Regions from separate parts of the Homo sapiens genome. Here all the other regions are linked to region 2. A link is a loop called in an ENCODE intact Hi-C map of the cell type or tissue named here. Cell type or tissue: GM12878. All regions are shown on one strand.

The links. A loop is a pair of places that touch in the nucleus more often than their neighbours do. Peaks named below come from ENCODE experiments on the same cell type or tissue, not always from the same donor. Only the 100,000 strongest peaks of a DNase experiment are listed, where the experiment ranks them.
Region 1: it touches region 2 in a loop (2.5-fold over the local background); 2 of 110 quality-filtered maps call a loop at or near these places.
Region 3: a loop joins it to region 2, with 2.5 times the contacts of the local background. A loop is called at or near these places in 2 of 110 quality-filtered maps.

Annotation. Positions count from the first base shown.
Region 1 is chr10:83,797,958-83,805,957 of GRCh38, reverse strand. No RefSeq gene overlaps it. Among named protein-coding and RNA genes, the nearest start is that of LINC02650, 120 kb to the right of the region's middle. In GM12878, a CTCF peak has its summit at 3,790 (motif pointing left); no DNase peak of the experiment used is centred here.
Region 2 is chr10:83,989,395-83,997,394 of GRCh38, reverse strand. LOC105378399 (a long non-coding RNA gene) reads left to right here. Exons shown (of 4, transcript XR_946148.2): 2 at 4,498-4,650. Among named protein-coding and RNA genes, the nearest start is that of GHITM, 150 kb to the left of the region's middle. RefSeq lists enhancers at 1,282-1,451, 7,156-7,305. In GM12878, a CTCF peak has its summit at 4,794 (motif pointing right); DNase peaks (open chromatin) are centred at 4,874 and 7,094; H3K27ac peaks cover 1,765 bases.
Region 3 is chr10:83,883,648-83,891,647 of GRCh38, reverse strand. No RefSeq gene overlaps it. Among named protein-coding and RNA genes, the nearest start is that of LINC02650, 210 kb to the right of the region's middle. In GM12878, no CTCF peak of the experiment used is centred here; no DNase peak of the experiment used is centred here.

The sequences.
Region 1 (8,000 bases), 190 kb after region 2:
CCCCTTCCCAAATACATTCCCAGCTAAAGTAAAGCAATTAGGGCCCATTGATTAAAATTTACCCCATCCTCAAAGAAAGGCAATACCAAATATTTCCCAGTTACTACTTTTGGCATCAAGTCCAGTGTCTACTTCTCCTCTAGTTCTGTATGACCTTATATCAATATAATATGACCAAGAGATTAAATTGTAAAGTTAACAACAACTAATATACTCTATGTACAATAATAGGGTAAAGAAGAAAAAATAAAAGAGACATTACTTACAGCACTAAAAATGTGACATAGCAATAAGAATAGCTAAAGTCCTTATTTCCTTAATGGTAATAGGACCTTAAGTTGTGTTTATGAGTTGTATTAACTGCTGCATATTCTCTTTTTCTTCAGAGAAATTTTTAGTTGGTCAAGATTCTTTGCAAATGATGTCACCCAAATGCTAATTCTTCAGAGATTTGGTCCTCAGTGGTCCTTCATGCATTTGGCTACAGTAATTTTCTGTTACATTTTACTAAGAACATGGTAGTATAAGGAAACTTCCTAGGGAATCCTTGGGCTTTATACATACTTATCTATTTATTTCTCCCTTTTTCATTGATGGTCAAAATTGATTTTATTGTAAAAAATGTAATGTGATGTAAATGTCTTCTTTTTTTTTGATATGGTCATATAGAGCATGAGGAGTCAAAAACTGACCATTTATCTGTTTCAACTTCTAATTCGATGAAAATAAAGTTATGCTTCCTAGAGGAAGTATTTCTCTGTTGAGTCTTAAAACTTTTAATGAAGGAGAAGTATCACGGAAATACTATGAATGGGGAATTCATTGTGATAGTGAGATATTCTATTACAAATTCCATCTCTTATTTTGCCACCTTTTTATTTAGGCTATGAGATAAAACTCACACACACACATACACACACACACACACACACACATGATTTTTATCCCATAGCCTATATATATATATTTGATTAGAACATAAGTTGCTCTCAAGGACAGAGGCCAACCTGTCAAGTTATTGTATCTCATTGTGTGTAATATCCACGTCTTCTATAAGTCATTGCCAATAGATGAGAAGGTATGCAATAATACCAATGGACCCCAATGAGCTTAGAAGAAATGCTTCCCTATTTAATAGAAAAAATGAGACTTTGTTGAAGATGCAATCTTGTGTGTAAAACTATGATGAAAAAGCATTCCATAAATTCAAGTATGATGGTGCTATCAGAAGAACAGCAGAAAAGGCAAACAAATTCAAGGGAGCAATAGTCAGATAAACCTCAGTGAAGAAAAATCAATTTTTAAAAATTCATGCATAACTTTCCTGTTTCCTTGACCACTTTGTTAATGAGTCTCAGCACTGGGGTGGCTGAGGGAAGAAAGCTTATTGTCTTATACAGAGTAGGTAAAGAATACCAAATGAATCATTAAGAGCTTTTGCATAAAGGGTTTTTTAAAAATGAAATTCATATGGGACTCAGATATTCTCATAACATGAGCATGTTTTAAGAGGTCTGTCTTCATAACTCTTATACAAATGTCCTTATCACAAATTATGCAATCTCATTCCTTCGAAGTCCCTGGCCATTAAGCACTTTCTAGTTTCTCTCTCCTTCTAGAAACAGTGAAGAAGATGTACTAATCAAAGTTCTAATCACTGGAAGAATATCTCTTTCCCAGTGTTTTGAGTCCCCAAGTGGGGCTTTAATGCCAAAGAACTTCAGTTTTGGCACATGACAACATATTGTGTGGAGGTGGTTGATTCTCACTGATCTTGTCCCAGTGAGCTGGTAATAGGAAACTCTCAATGAGGCCATGGGTGTGGGTCAAGGTGGGATAGTAAAAGGGAAGTAGGCATATTGAGAGTGCTTCTAGAATTTGATTGTGACCTGTTTGGGCCCAGGCTTTTATATTTCACTTCTACGTGATGATGGTGAGCTGCTAGGAGTGCCTAATTTAATGTTGCATGGATCAGATGACTCTTGGTTTGTGATGGAAAGCCTTGGTGTTATCTTCTTCTGGTACCCCGTTATTGGGCATTAAGTTTTTACCAAAAGCCAATAGCAAGTCAGGAGCTGTTATTTAAGAATAATACAGGCATGGATTGGCTTCAAATCCTGAGAGTGTTGCTGTACTTCTCCTGGTTGAGTATTCGCCTGAGATCTTGAAGCATCCCAATCTTCTAAAAATACTTTAAGATAATCACTGCATCCACTATGTTCTAAAGCTTGAGATAGATAGACAGTCTGAGACATCTGAAAACCCTTCTGATATGGTCTGTATCTGTGTCTTCACCAAATCTCATGTTGAAATGTAATGCCCTGTGATGGAGGTGAGGCCTGGCGGGAGGTGTGTGAATCATGGGGGCAGACCCCTCGTGAATGGCTTAGCACCATCTCCTTGGTGAGGGGTGAGTGAATTCTGTGAGATCTGGTTTTTAAAAGTGTGACATGCCTCCTTCCTTCTTGCTCCTGCTTTTGCCATATGATGTTCCTGCACCCACTTTACCTTCCTCAATGAGTGAAAGCTCCCTGAAACCTCCCCAGAAGCCAAATAGATTTTGGTGCCATGATTGTACAGCCTGAAAAACCATAAGCCAATTAAGCTTCCTTTCTTTATAAATTACCCAACCTCAGATATTTCTTGCTTTTTTTTTTTTTTTTTTTTTTTTTTTGAGACAGAGTCTTGCTCTGTCACCCAGGCTGGAGTGCAGTGGCGCAATCTTGGCTCACCGCAAGCTCTTCCTCCCGGGTTCACACCATTCTCCTGCCTCAGCCTCCCGAGTAGCTGGGTCTACATGAGCTCACCACCACGCCCAGCTGATTATTTTTGTATTTTTGGTAGAGACGGGGTTTCACTGCGTTAGCCAGGATGGTCTCCATCTCCTGACCTCATGATCTGCCCACCTTGGCCTCCCAAAGTGCTGGGATTATAGGAGTGAGCCACTGCACCCAGCCCCCCAACCTCAGATATTTCTTTATAGCAATGCAAGAATGGCCTAACACACCTTCCTTACTCTAGGTTACACTTTAATTCGACCACATTATTTAGGTAAATTCATCAAAGTGTGTATTCAATTAATCACATTTAACAAAGTGCACACCCAAATGTGTATATGTTGCCTCAAAAATTAAAATGGGCAGAGATTTCTGGCATGAAAATAGAGGTGTAGACACACATTGGCTTCACTCCTCCCACAGAAAACCAAAAACAAATACATAGCCTTGAGATTATCACCAGCAACATCCTAGAACTCAAATATGAGGATGAGTCAGTCCCCAGGGCCATAGAAAAGTTAAAAATCTCTGACCAGATGGCAAGAGAATAAGACTTTCATATCTCCGACACCTTTTCTTCCATCTGCCTGGTATCAGGCATGTGGAAATTTTTCCCTGACTCATAATTTCTTCACTGGAAAAAGTGAGATTGAGTTGGACAACCAACTTTCTCACCATCTTGGGTTCTTTGGCAGGAGAACTGTCCATGCCTCAACCCACAGGAAGCATGGAGGCATATCCCTATGGACAGCGAGAGACAATGGAGGAAGATAGGACTACCATGCCCAGCCTTAGACACTCTGTTCTATAACTTGGCCAAAGAACACAATGAATCAGAGTGGCTGTTCAGCAGGACCATGCTGTAAAATGCATGTTCCACAGGTTCCCCTAGACAGCCTTTCCACACTGCCAAGATAGCCCTTTTGGGACCTTACCTATTCCAGATGGGCACACATCTGATCATTTGCTAGAGCCAAGGCAAACCTTGGCTTAGGCTCCATCTACTGACAAAAAGGAGGCAGTGACCTAGTGGAAACAAAAATACATTCAATAGGTAAAGTACAAAGAATATCAAAGTAAACATATCCAATAAAACTCAAAATAATCCTGACAAAGAAGACTGGAATAAATAACTAATCCTTTAATTTAAAGACATATACATAGACCCATAAGAAACAACAGCAAACAGGGAACCATGACCTTCTCAAAAAGACAAAGCAAAAATCTAATAGGATCCAATGACTGATTCTAATGAGATGGTGATTTGTGAGCTCTCCGACCAAGAATTCAAAATGGCAGTTTTAAGGAAACTCAGTGATCTCCAAGAAACACAGAAAATCAATTCAGAAATGTATCAGAGAAAGTTAACAGAAATTGAAATAGTAACAAATCAAACAAATCTTGAAATTGAGAAATACATTTGCTGAGCTAAAAAATTAATTTCAACAGCAGCATAGATTAAGCAATCAGTGAACTCAAAGACAGGTTATTTGAAATTACACACTCAGAGAAGAGAAAAAAAGAATGAGAAGAAATGAAGATAACCTACAAGATACAGAAAAGAACCTCAAATACCATATCTAAAAATTATTGGTGTTCAAAAGGGGGCCGTGATGGTTAATATTGAGTGTCAACTTGATTAGGTTGAAGGATGCAAAGTATTGCTCCTGGATGTGTCTGTGAGGATGTTGCCAATGGATATTAACATTTGAGTCAGTGGACTGGGAGAGGCAGACCCACCCTCAATCTAGGTGAGCACCATCAAATCAGCTGCCAGAGCAGCCAGAATAAAGTAGGCAGGAGAAGATGGAAGAGCAGACTTGCTGAGTCTTCCAGCCTCCATCTTTCTCCATTGCTGGATGCTTCCTTCCCTCAAACATCAGACTCCAAGTTCTTGAGCTTTTGGACTCACACCAGTGATTTGCCAGGGGCTCTCAGGCCTTTGGCCACAGACTGAAGGCTGCTTTGTTGGCTTCCCAACTTTTGAGACTTTAGGACTGGACTGGCTTCCTTGCTCCTCAGCTTGCAGACAGCCTATCTTGGGACTTCACCTTGATTCATGTGTGTCAATTATCCTAATAAACTCCTTTGCATATATACATATATCCTATTAGTTCTGTCCCTTTAAAGAACCCTAAGGCAGGGGCTGAGCAGGAGCAGGGGATAGAAATTTTATCCAAGGAAATAATAAGAGAAAACTTTCCAAAATTTGAAGAGGATAAAATATCCAGGGACAAGAAGGTCAAAGAACACCAAACAATTTGATCCAAGTAAGATGACCCCAAAGCTTATAGTAATCAAACTCTCAAAGGTCAAGGACAAAGAGAAAAATTTAAAAGCAGCAAAAGAAGCAAATAACATATAAAATAACTCCAAGAACTCTGAGAATAGGCCTCTCAATGGTAACCATACAGGCCAGGAGGGAGTGGAATGACATTTTCAAACTCCTCAAAGAAAACTAAAACTGCCATCTGAGCATACTTTACCAAGCAAATTTATCCTTCAGATATGAAATAGAGATAAAGTCTTCCCCAGACAAACAGAAGCTGAGAGAATTCACCACCACCAGACTTTTCTTACAAGAAATGATAAAGAGAGTTCTTCAATCTGAAAGAAAAAAAGCACTAATGTGCAAAAAGAAAATGTTTGAAGGTATAAAATCCAATGGAAAAATTACAAATAGACTAAAAAATACATCTAAAGGAAGAGATAGGCTGAAATACAATAATAGCAGGGGACATCAATGTCTCAGTCTAAGTAATGGACAGATCATTCTGACAGAAAATAAAACAACACAGGAGTTAAACTACACACTAGATCAAACAGCCCTAACACACACAGAAGATTTCACCCAACTGCTATATAATACACATTCTTTTTGCCAGCATATGGAACATTCTCCAGAAAAGACCATGTCTTAAATGACAAAACAAGTGTGAACAAATTCCAAGAAAATAGAAATTATATCAAGTATCTTCTCTGACCACAGGGGAATTAAACTAGAAGTGAACAACAAGGGAAACCTCAGAGACAACACCAAAACAAAGAAATTAAACAACATGCCCCTGAACAACCAGTGGGTTAATGAAGAAATAAAGAAAGCAATTTTAAAAATTCTTGAAACAATGAAAATGGAAATGCAACACACCATAAGCTATGGAATACAGCAAAAGCAGTGCTAAGAAGGAAGTTCACAGCAAAAAATGCCTATATGATAAACTCAGAAAGACTTGAAATAAACAACCTAATGATGCACTTCAAAGAAGCAGAAAATCAAGAATGAACCAAACCCAACATTAGTAGAAATAAATGAATAATAAAGATCACAGCAGACATAAATAGAATTGAGACTAAAACAAAACAAACAAAAAAACAGATAAATAAACAGAAATGAAAAAGGGAACATAACAACTGAAACTTCAGAAATGCAAAGAATCATTCTGGACTTTTCACCAGTAAATTGAAAAACCCAGATAAGTGGATAAATTCCTGGACATATGCAGTCCACTGAGATTGAACCAGGAAGAAATAAAAAACCTCAATAAAGGGCATGCAAACAGGAAGAGTGAAAGTCAAACTATCCCTGTTTGAAGACTATGATTCCATACCTAGAGAATCCCATAGTCTCTGCCAAAAAGCTCCTTAATCTAATAAACAATGTCGGCAAAGTTTCAGGATACAAAATTAATGTACAAAAACCAGTAGCATCCCTATATACCAAAAATATCTAAGCTGGGGGCCAAATCATGAAATGCAATCCCATTCACAATAGCCACAAAAAGAATAAAATACCTAGCAATACTGCTAAGCAGGGAGGTGAAAGATTTCTAAAATGAGAATTACAAAACACTGCTCAAAGAAATCATGTAGGATAAAAAATGGAAAAACCTTCCATGCCCAGGGATAGAAAGAATCAGTGTTGTTAAAATGGCCATACTGCCCAAAGCAATTTACAGATTCAATGTTATTCCTATCAAACTACCAAGGACATTCTTCAGAGAATTAGAAAAAAACTATTCTGAAGTTCATATAGAACCAAAAAAGAGCCTGAATATCCAAGATGATCCTAAGCAAAAAGCACAATGCTGGAGGCATTATGTTACCGGACTTCAAACTATACTACAAGGCTACAGTAACTGAAACTATGGTATTGGTACAAAAACAGACACACAGGCCAATGGAACACAACAGAGAACCCAGAAATAAAGTTGAACACCTAAAACCATCTGATCTTCAACTAAGTTGACGAAAACAAACAATTGGGAAAGTCTCACTATTTAATAAATGGTGCTGGGACAACTGGCTAGCATAAGCAGAAGATTGAAACTGGACCCCTTCTTTATACTATGTGCAAAAATTAACTCAGGATGGATGAAAGACTTATAAAAACTATAAAAATCATGGGAGATAACTGAGGAAATACCATTCTGGACATAAGACCTGACAAATATTTTGTGATTAAGATGCCAAAACAATTGCAACAAAAACAAAAATTGACAAATGGAACCTAATTAAACTAAAGAGATTCTGCACAGCAAAAGTAACTATCAACAGAGTAAACGAATAACCTAAAGAATGAGAGAAAATATTTGCAAACTATGCATCTATCTAAGGTTTGATCCAGAATCTATAAGCAAAAAACAAACGACCCCGTTAAAAAGTGAGCAAAGTACATGAACACTTTTCAAAAGAAGACATACACACAGCCAATAAGCATATGACAAAATGCTCAACATCACTGATCATTAGAGAAGTGCAAATCAAAACCACGATGTGATACCATCTTGCACCAGTAAAAATGGCTATTATTAAAAAGTAAAAAAAACAACAGATGCTGGCAAGGATGCAGAGAAAAGGGAATGCTTATATACTGTTGATGGGAATGAAAATTAGTTGAGTGATTGTGGAAAACAGTTTGGTGATTTCTCTAAAAAAATTAAAACAGAATCATCATTCAGCCTAGCAATATCACTACTGGGTATATGCCCAAAGGAATGTAGATTGTTCCGCTATAAAGATACGTGCATGCTTATGTTCATTGCAGCACTATTCGCAATGGCAGAGACAGAATCAACCTGAATTCCCATCAACGGTAGAATAAGTTTTAGAAATGTGGTACATATACACCATGGAATACTATGCCATTATAAAAAAGAATGAGATCATGTTTTTTGCAGCAACATGGATGAACCTGGAGGTCATTATCCTAAGTGAACTAATGCA
Region 2 (8,000 bases):
TATTTAATTGAGAGCTATGGTTTATTTTGTTGCTTGAGCTAAATTGGGATCTGTACAAATAAAGAATATGAAAAACCATAGCTGCAGTCTTAGGAGAGCTCTAGTAAGAAAAGAGAGAAATTGTGTTTATAAAACCACAGGGTTGAGCTATTCTTCCTTTTTTTTTGGATTATTCTTCCATTTCTTGGTCTTTTTTGGCCAGAGTGCCAGGGCCAGTGATATTTTGGAGCCATCTGTATGGAGCCAGGAGGCCAGAAGCACACCCTGTCCTCCCTCCTTCCTTGGGATTGTTTTGAGCTCCAAATCAATGTACAAAATTTGTCCAGAGCCATAAGAAAGGCAACTGTTCATCCTTCCTCCTTAGCATGACAGTTGTAGCTGCCCTTTCTTCCCCTTGGTCTCTTGTCAGAACCAGGGAGCTTAAAGTGTAATGCCATTTCAATTTGTGCTTCTGAAGCTTGAACCAGGCTGTGCTGTTTAGGTGAAAGGCTTAAACACCTGAGAATAATCTTAGGTATTAAGTAAAAATAGCTCCCAGCATTTTATGCTTAAAATGGCAACTCTGTGTGTCCAAGGACTGTAGTCTTCTATATTTTCTAGCAAATAGAATTGCTGGGATGCTTGAATCTCAGAATTGGAAGTGATTTGGAGGTTAGCTCGTCTGAATTTGTAGAAGAAAAATGTCAATTGCAGAAAATTTTTCCCCTAGCTAATTTTGTAAACTAGCATTACTTCTCCCCAGCTTTTAGACTCAAAGAAACAAAATCCACAACAAGGAGGTCTCCCTTGTTTGCTCTTTTTCTTTGCTCAAAAATCTCAGTACTATGATAGATGTAGGTAGTGAGGGAAACCTGCCTTCAATCCAGGATGCCTAAATGTCGGGGAAATCTGCTGAACCCATCATGGCCCTGTCATAATAGATTTTTTATGCTCATCAGTTTTTCTGCAGTAGTCAGCCTCGAAGACCAATCGGGATTCCAGAAGATGAGGCTGAATCGTGACAGTCTACCTATAGAGGAGGGAGAGCTCTTTGATATTAATGTGCTGTGGCCCCTGCTCTCCACAGAACCTACTGACAGCCATTCCCAGCAGGGCTCAGGGCTGTTTGGAGGCTGCACACTTTTGTTCTGTAAACAGGGAAGAGGCATGAGCAAACTGCTTACCCGATTCTGAATCCAGCCTCCTTCTCAGGTCATACACCCTACTCAGTCTGTGACCTAATTACCCCTTCATATCTGAGGAGTAGCAGCAAAAGCCTTCCAGGAAGCCAAGGTGAGACAGGAAGAGGAAGCTGACAGGTTGTGGCCAGTTGATCCAGCCCTCTTCTCATTCCTCCTTGCCTCCTTGCTCTTTTCTCTGTCACCAGTGCATCTGAAGACAGTGCAGTGAGAAACTGCTGAGCCAGACATCTTTAAAACATGCCCTTTGTAAGTCATCACCATCTGTAGTCACAGTGAAGGGAGGACATCAAGCAGAAGTGGCTGCCTGCTCTCAGAGCCCAGTCCCCGGAGACTGCAGGCAACGGAGGAAAGATGCTCTCCTGCGTGTCAGCAAGGGCAGGCAAATGGCTGTTGCATTTGTTGAGATGTGGGGCTGATCCCAGCAGCTGTTCAGGCCCTCAGAGTGCTGTTTAGAATGTGCTGGAACTTCCAATCAAGCTGTTCTCTGCTGTGGTTGCTGGTTTTTTAAAAAGCTGGCTGCCTGCTTACCTCATATTTCTATGGCTTTTTAACAATTATGAGGACCCGGCCTGGCGCGGTGGCTCATGCCTGTAATTCCAGCACTTTGGGAGGCCGAGGTGGGTGGACCACCTGAGGTCAGGAATTCGAGACCAGCCTGGCCAACATGGTGAAACCCTGTCTCTACTAAAGCTATGAAAAATTACCCAGGCGTGGTGGTGGGCGCCTGTAATCCCACCTACTTAGGAGGCTGAGGCAGGAGAATCCCCTGAACTGGGGAGGCAGAGGTTGCAGTGAGCAGAGATCGTGCCATTGCACTCCAGCCTGGGCAACAAGAGCAAAACTCCTTCTCAACAACAACAACAACAACCAATTATGAGGACCTTTCAAACACATGCTACATTTCATTCTCGTGGTAGCTCATGTGAGGTATGAACTAGTTAACACATATATGTTCATATATATTGAACATATATATGTTATATGTATGAACATATATATGTTACAACATACATATGTAAACTAGTTCATATATAATGTAGTCTATATATATGTATATAATGTAGTCTTTCTCTATATATAAACTCAGAAAGGATAAATGACATGCCCCAAAGCAAACTCAATAAGTGGCAGAAAGCTCCACTATCCCATGATGTGGCCTCACCTTCCTGTTGAGCCTGATCATTCACAAAGTTCACTGTCCTGGTCACCTTTCTGAAGCATATATCAGTGGTTCTCAAACTTGAGTGTGCATCAGAATCCCCTGGCATGCTTGTTAAAGCATAGATTGCTGGAGTCACCTCCAGACTTTCTAAGGTCTGGGGTGGGCCTGAGAATTTTTATTTCTATCAAAATGCCCTGATACTGATGTTGGTCCATCAGCCACAATTTGAGAATCACTGGTATCTAGAAAATCACCTTTTTGTATTATAAAACCATTGTTAGTTTGCTGATTTTGGAAAACATTTCCATGTATATTAAGCAGTTTAATGTCAATGTAGGCCAGGCAAAGTCATGGGGTATTTAATTTAGAAAACACCTGTGGAGCTTCCATTGCTAAGATCAGTCTTGACCCTTTGCCTGGTATTTTCTTTATGCGGAGTAACTTCCAGCAGGCATCATTCCCTTCAGCAGCCATTTGATTGTCATAGTTTCGGTTCCTCCAGAGGTGGACTTTGAGACAAGGATTCTAGTGCAACAGCTGTTTGGAAAGTTTTGAAGATATTGATAGAACACAAGGCCTTTTCACCCCTGGAGCAAAGCCTGCTTCCTTATTTGTTAGCATATGTGCATAAATTAACTTGCGGAGATATTTGTGAATAAACTCATAAAAGCATACATGAACACACAAATATTTTATCTTATTCTTTTGGCCTCATAAATAGTTGAAAATCCTATACATTATTTTGCAGCTTAGGAAAGGAACGGAATGCACCCCAACTCCCATGAAAAAAAATGTAACATACTTCTTTGGACTTGAAGGTGTGGAGAGCCAAAGGAGTGCAGTGTGGGCAGGTGAAGTAGTGTAGGACACATGGGGTAGATTTATGGGGAACAGAAAAGACTCATGGTCTAGAACAAATACTCAGGGACAAAATGAATAACCCTACTGCAACCTTTAGACTAGAAAAGAGGCCCTTTGGCTTGAGGGACAGAAAGAGAGCTGGAGAAATGATAAGAACACTGATATTGAGAACCCCAGGACCCTTCTACTGGGTTCAGTCCTGGGAAAGTGGCTGAACTGCAGAGAAGAAACGGCAGTGGGTCAGGGACTTTAGCTGCAGGATGGTTCTTGCGTGCCTAGAAAGGCAGGGAAGCAGTGGAGATAGGCCCTGAGTCTGAAGAACACGATGACAGGGTCTGTCTCAATGACCCACGGCCAACTCACATGAACCAAAAATCTAGGGCTGGACAGGGTGGCAGACAGCTTACATGGATAGATGACTTTGAGGACCTGGGTTTCTGCTCCTGTTGCTGCTTTGGCACTACATAAGTCTCTTGGAAATAATGCCATCTTAAGCTGCAACTGAGTCATTCATACAAAAGGTAAAGAAAGTTATATTCACTTGACAGTTGAGTTTGTGGCTAGAGATTGAAGCTTGAGATGCAGGTAAGTTATGCTATGAAGTTTGAGGGCCACATAGAAGTGTGCCTTGGTCCATTGGTGACCCACAGGAGATAGTGACGGGTTCTCAGAGAAGGTCACCTTCCTGGAGGGGTTAGGCTTGAGTTAGGGTATAATAGATAAATATATATTCAATATATCTTATAGATAAACTTGTTAATGACATTTCCATTTTTAAACATGATTTTGCCAAATGCAGTTTTGCCAATTACAATATTTTCCGGGACCATAAGCCAGTGCCTAGTGAAAAATTACTAGAGATTCATTTCATATGTAACACCATTCCTCTCTTTCTAACAATTTTATGCATCATTGAGGCCAAGATCAAGTTCTTTTTCTCTAAAACTTAGCTGGCAGGCCAAGCCCATGCTATTCTTTTTCTCCCCCTTGTCTGTTTGGAAAGATTGTCAGTTCTGCACATTTTAACACTTTCGATCATGCATTATGTAGTCTTGTTCTCTCATCAATTCATTTGAGTTATCCTTGTCTTCCTGGATGGATTGTACCTCTGTGGAGGTTTCACTGAGTAGACATTCTCAAAGGTCAGGAACAGTCAAGGTTCCACTTAAAAGAAAAAAAAAATGTTTCTCTAATTCTTACTAAGATCTTGTGTGTATTGAAGCTGCTCTAAGTGCTATGCAGCTATTATTGTAGCCCCGTATAGTAGGTGCTATTATCATCCCTGTTTTACAGATGAACTCACTTAGATTGAGTCAAGAACCCACTGAAGACAATCATCAGAGCTGAGAAAATTAACTAAGAAAAAGATGCACGTGGCTGTAATTAGAAGAAAAACAGTTTGCCTGCTCTCATTTGGCTGAGCATTTTAAAAAACCTTTTCAATAAGTAAGTATTGAATGTTAACATGAGAACCTCTGCGTAGGTTGGCGATCATTTCTTCTATATAGGTTATGCTGAAGTTAATGGTCTAGTAACCATTTGATGGCTGGACCTTGCCATTCTCAATAGATCACTTTGCACAAGACCCCAGCAGGTGGTGCTATAACTGGCAAGCGGCTTCAGGCATGCCCCATTGCTCTCAGAGTGAATTTTCCCACGTCCTTGGGAGCCTGGGGTGGTGGGGTGGGGGTGGGGTGTTCCTTGCAGAGAAGGCTCTTACTCCTGTCTGTGTAAGTGCATGTTACCTACACAGGCCCTCCTCTGGCCCATCTCTGTGCTGCTGTGTTTGAATTGCTTCCCATTCATCCCACGGGGGAACAATCCTAGGGTTATAGGGATAGTCAAACACATGACAAACAGCCCAGCACTGGACAGATGAGGTTGAGACTAGTTTATTTATCACACACACTCATGGCCTGGGGAGAAAGACACTGTGCCACACAGGGCCACAACGGAGTTGAACTTGGGAACAGAGGCTGTGGGAGGCAGGCTCTGTGGTATCAAGAGGATAGGGGGACTCCTGCTTCCCACAGGGGAAGTGGTTAGTTTGTCTGAAATGTTTTATGGGCTGGGAGGGAACTAAGACTACCCACGCAGGGATAAGGAGGAGCTGCACCTGGTCCATTTGGTGATAAGGGTCTTTTGGCAAGGGATTCTTTTTTTTTGTTGTTTGTTTTTTGTTTTTTTGTTTTCTGAGATGGAATCTTGCTCTGTTGCCCAGGCTGGAGTACAGTGGTGTGATCTTGACTCACTGCAAACTCCGCCTCACAGGTTCAAGTGATTCTCCTGCCTCAGCCCCCTGAGTAGCTGGGATTATAGGTGCACACCACCACGCTTGGCTAATTTTTGTATTTTTAGTAGGAGACGGGGTTTTGCCATGTTGGCCAGGCTGGTCTCGAACTCCTGACCTCGTGATTGCCTGTCTCGGCCTCCCAAAGTGCTGGGATTACAGGCGTAAGCCACTGTGCCCGGCCAAGGGATTCTTATCCATGGTGTGAAGGAAGAGGAGAACTTGTGGTTAGGACATTCCAGGCCCTCCCAGTTTTGCCATGTATCAAGGCAGCAATTAATATTGAATCTTATTGTTAGGCCTTAAACCCCATGCTGTTGTGTGGCCCCACATGAACGTTCTTGCTTTATGTCTATATTTTTGCTCTAATTTTTTTTTTTTTGGTAGAGATGGGGACTTGCTATGTTGCTCAGGCTGGCCTTGAATTCATGGCATCAAGGGATCCTCCTGCTTTGGCCACCTAAAGTGCTGGGATTTTTAGGTGTGAGCCACCATGCCTGGCCTAAATTTTTTTTTTTTTTGAGTTGGGGTCTTCCTGTGTTTCCCAGACTGGTCTCAAACTCATGGGCTCAAGCAATCCTCGTACTTCAGTCCCCCAAGTAGCTGAGATAACAGGTGTAGGCCACTATGTGTGGCTATTATTATTATTATTATTATTTTTTTTTTTTGAGACGGAGTCTTGCTCTGTCACCCAGGCTGGAGTGCAATGGCGTGATCTCGGCTCACTGCAACCTCTGCTTCCTGGGTCCAGGCGATTCTCCTGCCTCAGCCTCCCGAGTAGCTGGGATTACAGGCACCTGCGTCATGCCCGGGTAATTTTTGTATTTCTGTAGAGAGGGGGTTTCACCATGTTGGCCAGGCTGGTCTTGAACTCCTGACCTCAGGTGATCTGCCTGCCTTGGCCTCCCAAAGTGTTGGGATTACAGGCATGAGCCACCACGTTGGGCCTATTTTTATTATTTTTTTAAGGGATAGGGTTTGCCGTGTTGCTCAGGCTGGCATGCAGTGGCTATTCACAGGCACGATTACAGCACGCTATAGCCTCAGACTCCTGGGCTCAAGCCATCCTTCTGCTTCAGCCCTCTGAGCTCTTCAGCTAAGAACATAGATTTCTGGCTCTTCCGATTCTTGCCTGAGACTTACTTTAGAATAGTTTTTCGGTTTCTTTCAAATTGAAAGAAGAGATCACTGGCACTTGGGAGGGGAAAAACTGGAGGATGTGTTCATTATTCAGTCCTCAAACCTCCCCAGGATTCATGTTGTATTTCTGAAACTAGACCACTAGGAAGCTCCAGACCTGCTTTGATCAGATGACCCTGAATAGTTAGGGTTCTTTCAGTTCCATGGAAAAGGAATCGACAAGATCTTCTTTAAGCATAAAAGGGGAGATTTGTTAAAAGCACACAGATTGGTCTAGGAGGGCACAGGACAGAGAGACGGCCAGCCCTCAGGAATGAATGGGAACTAGAAGCAGAGTTGCCCACAGTGTTTGCAGACCTTGTCCACCTTCCTCACCCCTGAAGGCCACCTCATTCCTCTTTCTTTGTGGTCAGGCCTTGTCTGCCACCAGGTCACATGGTAGAAACCGTGGTAAGCCCTCAACATAGCACTTGGATTTTCATTTCCTCTTTTCAATGGATTGGACCAGACTGAATGTTCTCAGTTCCAAATTGAAATTTCCTGAAGAAAGATGTCCGACTTGCTTATCTTGAGTCACTCCTGGACCAATGATCTGGAACCAGGGTGTATTAATCAGGGTTCTCCAGAGAAACAGAACCAATAGATATGATTATGGGGGCTGAGAAGTCCCATGATCTACTGTTTGCAAGCTGGGCACACAGAAAAGCTGGTGGTGTAATTTTAGTCTGAGTCTGAAGGCCTGAGAACCAGGAGCATTGATGGTGTGAAGTTCAGTCCAGAAGCAGAGGAAACCAATGTTCCAGCTCAACCAGTCAGGCAGAGAGAGAGAGAATTCCTTCTTTCCTTCCTTCCTCCCTCCCTCCCTTCTTTCTTTCCTTCCTTCCTTCTTTCCTTCCTTCCATTCCTTCCTCCTTCTTCCCTCCCTTTCTCTCTCTCTCTTCCTTCCTTCCTCCTTCTTCCCTCCCTTTCTCTCTCTCTTCCTTCCTTCCTTCCTCTTTCTTCCCTCCTTTTCTTCCCTCCTTTTCTTTCTTTCTTCCTTCCTTTCTTTTTCTTTCTTTCTTTCTTTTCTTTCTTTCTTTCTTTTCTTTCTTTCTTTCTTTCTTTCTTTCTTTCTTTCTTTCTTTCTGTCTTTCTGTCTTTCTCTCTCTCTTTCTCTCTTCTTTCCTTTTCTCTCTCTCTCTCTCTCTCCTTTCTGTTCTATTCAGGTCTTTAATTGGTTGGAAAGGCTCATCCTTTCCAACTAGGGAGGGCCATCTACTTTACTCAGTCTACCAATTCAAATGCTAATCTTATCCAGAAACACCCTCACAGACAGACACATTCAAAAATTATGTTTAACCAGCAGTTTTGTGGACACCCGATGATC
Region 3 (8,000 bases), 110 kb after region 2:
ACTTCATATCTTCTCTTTCAAAGTTTAAATTTCTACTTTGCATTATATTTTATAATTACATCAATAGTTATTTAGAAAAAAACTCAAATTTTACAAGTTCTATTCCTTTCTTTATTATTTCTATATTTTACCTTAAATATAATTGAGTTTTTGCACATTTTTGGAGGTTGCAGAGCTTTGCATTTTTGTTAAGGAAAGATACATATGGTGGTATGTTTTCTGAGTCTTAGCAAGTATAACGCTTTCAGCTGGCCTTGTACATAAATCATATGGTGACTGGGTGTAGAATTTTGGGTGGCAATGAATTTGTTATCCAAAATTCCAGAGTGCTCTCCTTCCAGCCGTGACAGAGTAACTGGCATTAGATGTTTCCTTCCACTGAAAACAACTATAAAATTAGACAAAATATATGAGCCATTGGACAGCAAACAGTACAGGATGCTGACTCTTGAGAGAAGGGAGACAAACAAGGTGATCCTTGTGATTGTGGTGGCTTTTTGTCTGAAGGCACTTTCCTTGTACAAAGCAGAGAAGGTGGACCCAAGTGGAGCAACATTCTCTGTGAGTTGACAATTCAAAAATAAGTGTTCTAGGATGCTGAGGCAGTTGGAATTTGCACAGAAGGGTAGCTGAGAAGAGAAAGTTACATGGAAACAGGTGGGGAGTGCCAAAGAAATCTGCATGGATGTCTTACAGCATGATTCCCTGAACAAGGGCTTGGACAGCGTGGGTCCTCCATAGCAGGATCCTTGAACAAGAGCTGAGCTGCCCACACACAGGGAAAGGCTTTACGAGGCCAAGCAGAGATTGCCTACTTTGGGTCAAAAGCTGAATGGTGTGTCAGAGAACAGGATAAGAGATACGAGAGTTTCAGATAAGATAGAGTACAGAGATGCCACCAAGTACCTTAGACTTTCTATTGGAAACAAATATTACATCACAGGAGTTAAGACAACACATTCTAGGATTAAGGGTACAATCTTTAGGATTATAGATCCTACTTAATAAAGCATAAAATCATGACTCATTTGAAGACAGATTAATAGAAATTTAACAAAAATGAAGAGAACTTCAGAGAAATATAGAACAGCATCAAGAAAATTAACAAATGTTAATTGTAGTTCTATAAGGAGAAGAGAGAGAGAATGGGGCAAAAAGGGCTTGAAGTAATAAAGGTGGGCAAGTTCTCACATTTGGTGAAATACTGAATTTACAGATTCAGAAAGTTTAGGAAACTCCACACAGAAAAAATACAAAGAACACCAAACTTACATACATAATAGGAAAACTGCTTAAAAATAAACCAAACCAAAAAGTGCAAGGGAACAATAATACAAACTAAAAAGCTTAGGGTTATGTACAACTAGACTAACCTACTGTTGAAAGGTTATTCAATTTTCTTTTGTAGGGGTATAATGTTAACTATAATAGAGCCAAAATAATTTTAGAATATATATTGTAATCCCGAGGATAACTGTTAATGTAAAATACAGTGAAAAAGCCAACAGAAGAATTAAAATTTAATTTTAAGGAAATAATTACTGTAAAAGAAGGCAAGAAAGGAGGTACAGAGGACCAAAACAGAGATAAGAAAAATAGAAACAATTAGTAAGTTGCTAGACTTAAATGCAATCTCATTAAAGATTACATTGTCAATGGCTTAAACATTACAACTGCAGAGTGTCAGATAATATTTTTTAAAAGCCCTATCTATATTACCCACATAAGATGCAAATTAAATATAAAAGTACAGATAAGTTGAATGTAAAAGAATGAAATAAAATATATTATGCAGATTATTGTAAGAAAGCTGGAATTATTATATTAGCATCATAAAAAATAGTCTTCATGACAAGGAGTATTATCAGCATTAAAGATGGATATTTTATAAATGTGAAAGGGCCAGTTAGTCAAGAAGATATAACAGTCATAAATGCATATCTATCCAATAAAAGAGCTTTAGATACATGAAGCAAATTGTGACATAGGAGAAATAGACAAATCAACAATTGTGGTTGGAAATTTTAAAGGTCCCCTTTTCAGTAATTGATAGAGCAACTGGAAAAAAATTGAAAGGACAGAGAAGTTAGGAAAATGGGTCAGGAAGAGGAGTAGGGACCAGCAGAAGAAACTGAGAATGACAGTCCAGTGACATAGGAGGAGAAACAACAGAGAATAATGTCCCAGGGGCCACAATATCAAAAGTTGTTGAAAGGGTGGATAGTAAGAGGATGAAGAATTGATCTTAGATTGGTAGCCTTGAGAGATGTTTCATTGGGATTATGGGGGAAAAGGATTTATTGATGTAAGTTTAAGAAGAAATGGAGGGTAGTGAGAATAGGTAACTTTTTTTTTTTTAAGACAGGAACTCACTCTGTCACCCAGGCTGGATGCAGTGACATGGTCATAGCTTACTGCAGCCTCGATATCCCAGGCTCAAGCAATCCTCCTGCCTAAGCCTGCCAAGTAAGTGGGACTACAGGCACAGACCACCACACTTAGCTATTTTTTTTTTTTGTTTTTGATTTTTAGTAGAGATGAGGTCTGGCTATGTTGCCCAGGCTAATCTTGAACTCCTGAACTCAAGCAATCCTCCCGCCTTAGCCTCTGAAAGTGCTGGGATTACAGGTGTGAGCCACTGTGCCTAATCTGCAATGCATACCTGAATATTAAAAGTTCTGAGAAGTCCTAGTGAAAGAAATCTATTAAATATTTCTTCAGCCAGTGTTCCTCAAATTTATTTCAGCTCCATTTTTGAACGTAACTTCTACTAACTTCCCATAGTGCTGGAGTGTGATGGAAATTGTTTTGGAAGATGCTGAGGTGGAAAAGGCCTCCTAATCTTCTGAACTCCTGAAGTACTTTCTCTCTTCCTCTGGTAAGGCATTTAGCTCTTTCTGTTTTGTAGATATATATGTAATTCAGGTTTATCACAAAGATGGGCATTCTTTGAGGAGAGACGGCTGATGACGAAGTCACATTTATCTCTGGTGCCCAGCACTGAGCCTTGCACAGAGCAATGGCTCCCGGCATGTAGATTGAAAGAGAATGTACATATTACTAAGGGGATTTCAATGGAAAGTTTCTAGGCCACACTGCATGTAATGTCACATTATCTTCTATTTGTATCTTCACATCCCTCCTTTGCTCTTTCCCTCCCAGCCTCTAGTATCCACTCTTTTACTTTTTACTTCTATGAGATCAATTTTTTTTTTTTTTTTAGCTTCAACATATGAATGAGAACATGAGGTGTTTAACTTTGTGTTCCTGGCTTATTTCACTTGACTAATGTCCTCCAGTTCAATCCATGTTGCCTCAAATGACAGGATTTCATTCTTTTTGTGGCTGAATAGTATTCCATTTATAATGCCATTATTCAAAAACTTTTTTAAAATAAGTTTTTTTTTTTTTTTTTTGGTAGAGCCTAGTCTTGAACTCTTAGCCTCAAGAGATCCTCCTGCCTTGGCCTCCCAAAGCACTGGGGTTACAGGTGTGGGCCATTCCACCTGATCTCAACAACTTCTTAACGTTTTTTCTTTTGATCATGTCCACTTCTCTTTCTCAGAGAAAACATGAAATAAAATACTGCATCCTGAACACAAAATACTCCTTTTAGCAACTAAAGGTGAGTGTGAATGAACTCTGATCCCTACAACGGTTTGATGGGAAAAGTAGAAAACAGCCAAAAAATTCCATATTTGAGTCTAGAAATTTTACTACAATGGTGGAGAAACATTTAGTTGCAGTAGATTTTCTTACTCCAATACTTTCTCTTGAGGAGTCGATTGCTGAGGCAACCGGAGGATCCAGAGATCAACACAGACAACTCCTGTTTCTTCAATAACCTTCACTGATGTCTTTACATGCAAGGTGGAGGGAAGGTGAGAGATTTTCAATACTTGTTCAACTTGCTTAGATCTTAGTGATTTAATGGCCTTTTGTCAGATAATTAAGATTTTCCTCCTGGATGCAGATGTTCAAAGAGCTTGGTTTTAAGTAGTGTTTATTTCATATGAACAGGACTTGATCCTTTCATCTGTTTAGAATCACCCAATAATACTCCTCTTTCAAAAAGGATTTAGCTCTCAGACTATTTTATCACCCACTTTTTTTTTGGACCAAAGTGAGAAGACAAAACAAAACACTTTACTATGTGTTTGAATTTGTCTTCTCTTAATAAGAATGCGGAAACACAGTCTGGCCACCCTCATTCCTTTTATCACTTTGTTCACAGCTCTTATGCTATCCATAAAAGCTACATTTACAACTAGAACACTAAGATTTTTATCCTCAGGTTTTATCCACTTCATGAATAAAAATGCCTCTGATCTACTTTGCAAGGTGGAAAGCAGGCTTGAACTTGTGCTTAGAGTAGGATAAAGTTTAGCTAATGTTTATGTCATTTATGAGAAGGGTTCATTTCACCTTGGTCTTTGTGTCCTCTGTACAGTCATCATTGCTCAGATACTGGGCTTCTGTTTGAGCACATCTTCTTCCTCACTTACACTGGAGTGGCCAGTTTCCAGCTAAGATCCAGCCACTTCACCATCGGCCTCTACTGTAGTATCAATCACACAGACTCAGAGCGGCGTCTTGTTTGCGGCCAGTTGTTGTGGGAATGGCTTTTCTGAGGTAATGCTCTCAGCGTTTGCATACAGCTGAATAAACAGTCTTGTTTCATTTGAAAGCTCTTGACCATGAGGTTTTTTCATTCATTTGATAGTTATTTCTTATTCACCTAATGTGTGTCTACTCCATTTTCTTCAGGATTTTTTTGTTTAGGCTGTTTTCTTCAAATAGCTGTCATTTGAAGTTGCCTTAAATTTACATTGTGAAGATCTGTTTATAACCAAGCATGCTTTCTTTCTCCTTTCCAGCTCTGTATAAATAATCCTACACATCCATCAAGTCTCAGCTAAAATGTTTCTTTCTCAATGAAGCATCCCCGCATAATTTTAGGTTTTAAATGTCTTGATGGCTCCATTTCCTCAGATCTCAAATCTCTGATGCTTTGGGAGCCAATCTACACTTTCACTTCTTGTTATATTTCACATGCGTAACTCAGAGACACTGCCATTGTTACAGAACTAGAAATGCTTTCTGAAATTACTCACCATTCTTTTAAACGCAGAGTTAAGCTTACAAGAAAGAAAGCATAATTTGTATGTGCTAGAAATGAGAAGGTTTCTGGAAAGCAGACTGGTAAGGATGGAAGCTAATCCTTCAGTGGCCTTAGTGGGTGGTCGCAGATTGTAGAATTCAGCCAGCTAGGGGTGTGACTCTGAAAACACGCATGCAGAATGAAAGTAAGTCCTGCCATTGCACATGGCAGCATGCTGAAACTGAGACCCCTGCATAAAGCAGTGAAGGTAGAAGGACCGCGGTGGGTGAGTGGGAAAGACAACCAGAAAAAATGCACTTTCCAACACAGACACAGGCAGACGGCAAAAAAATTTTCTGTTGCTGCTTGGACCCTGGGTAGGAAAAACATTCCCTAGGATAATTTGTGACCATGGGTTTGTGTCCCCAACAGTTGAAGTTCTAATTTTTATAATTAGTTGGCTCAGGGATCCTCAAGCTGAAGGGAATCTGAATTTTAAAACTTCATGTGAGAAAAATCATAAATAACTGCATGCTGATAAATTTGAATATTTTAGTGAAGAATCCTTTATATTCACTATATTCATCAAAATAATTTATAAAGAAATATAAAATTCCCATAAAAAGAGGTGAATCAGTTATTAGCAATTTACCCAGTTGCTCCAATGTTAATGAAAAATAGATCCAGACTATGTACAGACATCTTCTTCCAATCCTTTGAGCAATAGATAATCTTTATGCAAATATTTTCAGAGAATAGAAAAGAAGGAAAACATCCCAGTTAATTTTGTAAGGTCATTAGCACCTTGATTCCAAAATCAGGCAAAGGCATCATGAAAAATAAGATTTGCAGGTTAATTATGGTCAGAGAGGCAAAAGTCCTAAATGAACTATTAGCAGACTAAACCTAGGGGTGTCTGAGTGTGTGTGTGTTTGTGTGAAAGAGAATGGGAAGGAGAATATCGAAACACATTCATATTATTTATGAAATAATTCATGCTATGTAGGTTCTTCCCAGAAATGTAGTGGTAGGTTTTGTTTGCTTTGTTTTTGTTTTGGTTTGTTCTGTTGTTTTTTTTTTTTTAGATATAGGGTCTAACTATATTGCTTAGGCTGGCCTTGAACTTCTGGGCTCAAGCAGTCCTCTCGCTTCAGTGTCTGAGTATCTGGGTCTACAGGTGCATGTCACCACACCTGGCTCATAGGGGTAGTTATAGTTGAAAAAAGGTAACTAAAAATCTTTTAAAACAGAAATGAAAGGGAATGTCTCCTAACTAAAGATGGTATTTACTAAATGCCTGCAGTATTTATCATGCTAAACAGTGAAATACTAGAAGCATTGCCTAAAAAGTCAGCTATAAATCAAGAATACCCTCTATTACTATTTCTATTCAGTATTGCATTGGAAATTTGAGGCAGTATACTAATATTGGGTTGAACCACATAAAATTGATGATAATCAAGTATTTCTGGCTGATATGGTTTAGCTGTGTCCACACCCAAATCTCGTGTTGAATTGTAGCTCCCATAATCCCCATGTGATGTGGGAGGGACCCAGTGGGAGGTAATTTAATCATGGGGGCAGGTTTTCCCATGTTGTTCTCATGATAGTGAATAAGTCTCATGAGATCTGATAGTTTTATAAAGGGGAATTCCCCTACATATATGCTTTCTTGCCCGCTGTCATGTGCCTTTGTTCCTTCTTCAGCTTCCACCGTGATTGTGAGGCCTCCCCAGCCATGTGGAACTGTGAGTCCATTAAACCTCTTTTTTTTTTTTTTTTTTTTATAAATTACCCAGTCTCTGGCATATCTTTATTAGCGTGTGAGAACAGACTAATACACTGACCAACAATCTAATTTTAGGAAAGAAAGAGAAGACATGGAGTTTAAAAATGAAGAACTCAAAGTAATGTTACTCATAGAAAATATGCTTATCTGCATAGAAAATTTAAGAGATTTTACAAAAAGTTATTTGAACCAAAGAGCTCACAAAATTGCTGGACACAAGATTAATACTCAAAATCCATTGTGTATTAACACATAGCAACAAATAATTTAAAAAAATTTAATACCAGTATGGAGACAAAACTATGGGATTAGAGATAATGTATAGAGATAAAATAACGAAACATGACCTAAAGACTTAAGAGCTAAGTTATAGCATGAGTCAACATTATAAGGATTGTTATTATCAAAAAATTATTTCATAAACCATGAGATTATGATCAAAATTTCAACAAGGTATTTATAGAACTCAGTGTTCTGATTCTAAGATTCTAAGGGAAAAGGAGGCCAAGAATATGTACAGCCAAACAATAAGAAGCTATAATAGTTAAGACAGTTTGATATTTGCACAGTGAGTTCATTTTTGTGTTGCCATAAAGAAGTACCAGAGGCGGGGTAATTTATAAAGAAAAAAGGATTAACTGGCTTATGGTTCTGCATGCTGTAGAGGAAGCATGGTGCCAGCATCTGGTCCTGGTGAGGGCCTCAGGAAGCTTACAATAATGACGGAAGGCAAATCGGGAGCAGGTTCATCGCGTGGCAAGAGTGGAAGCAAGAGAGAGAAGACAGAGGTCCCAGACTCTTGTAAACAACCAGATCTTAGCATGAATTGAGAGTGAGAACTCCCTCATTACTGTGAGGACTTCACCAAGCCATTCATGAGGGATCTGCTCCCATGACCTGGACACCTCCCACCAGGCCCCACCTCCAACAGCAGGGATCACACTTAAACATGAGATTTGGAGGACACATACATGCAAACCATATCACATAGGCTTAGTCAAATAGAATAATAGTATAGAAGAGAGAACTCAGAGACAGAACTACACATGAAACTGAGCTTGATACATGGTGAATGGTATTAAACATGGCAGAAAACAGATGGACTATTCA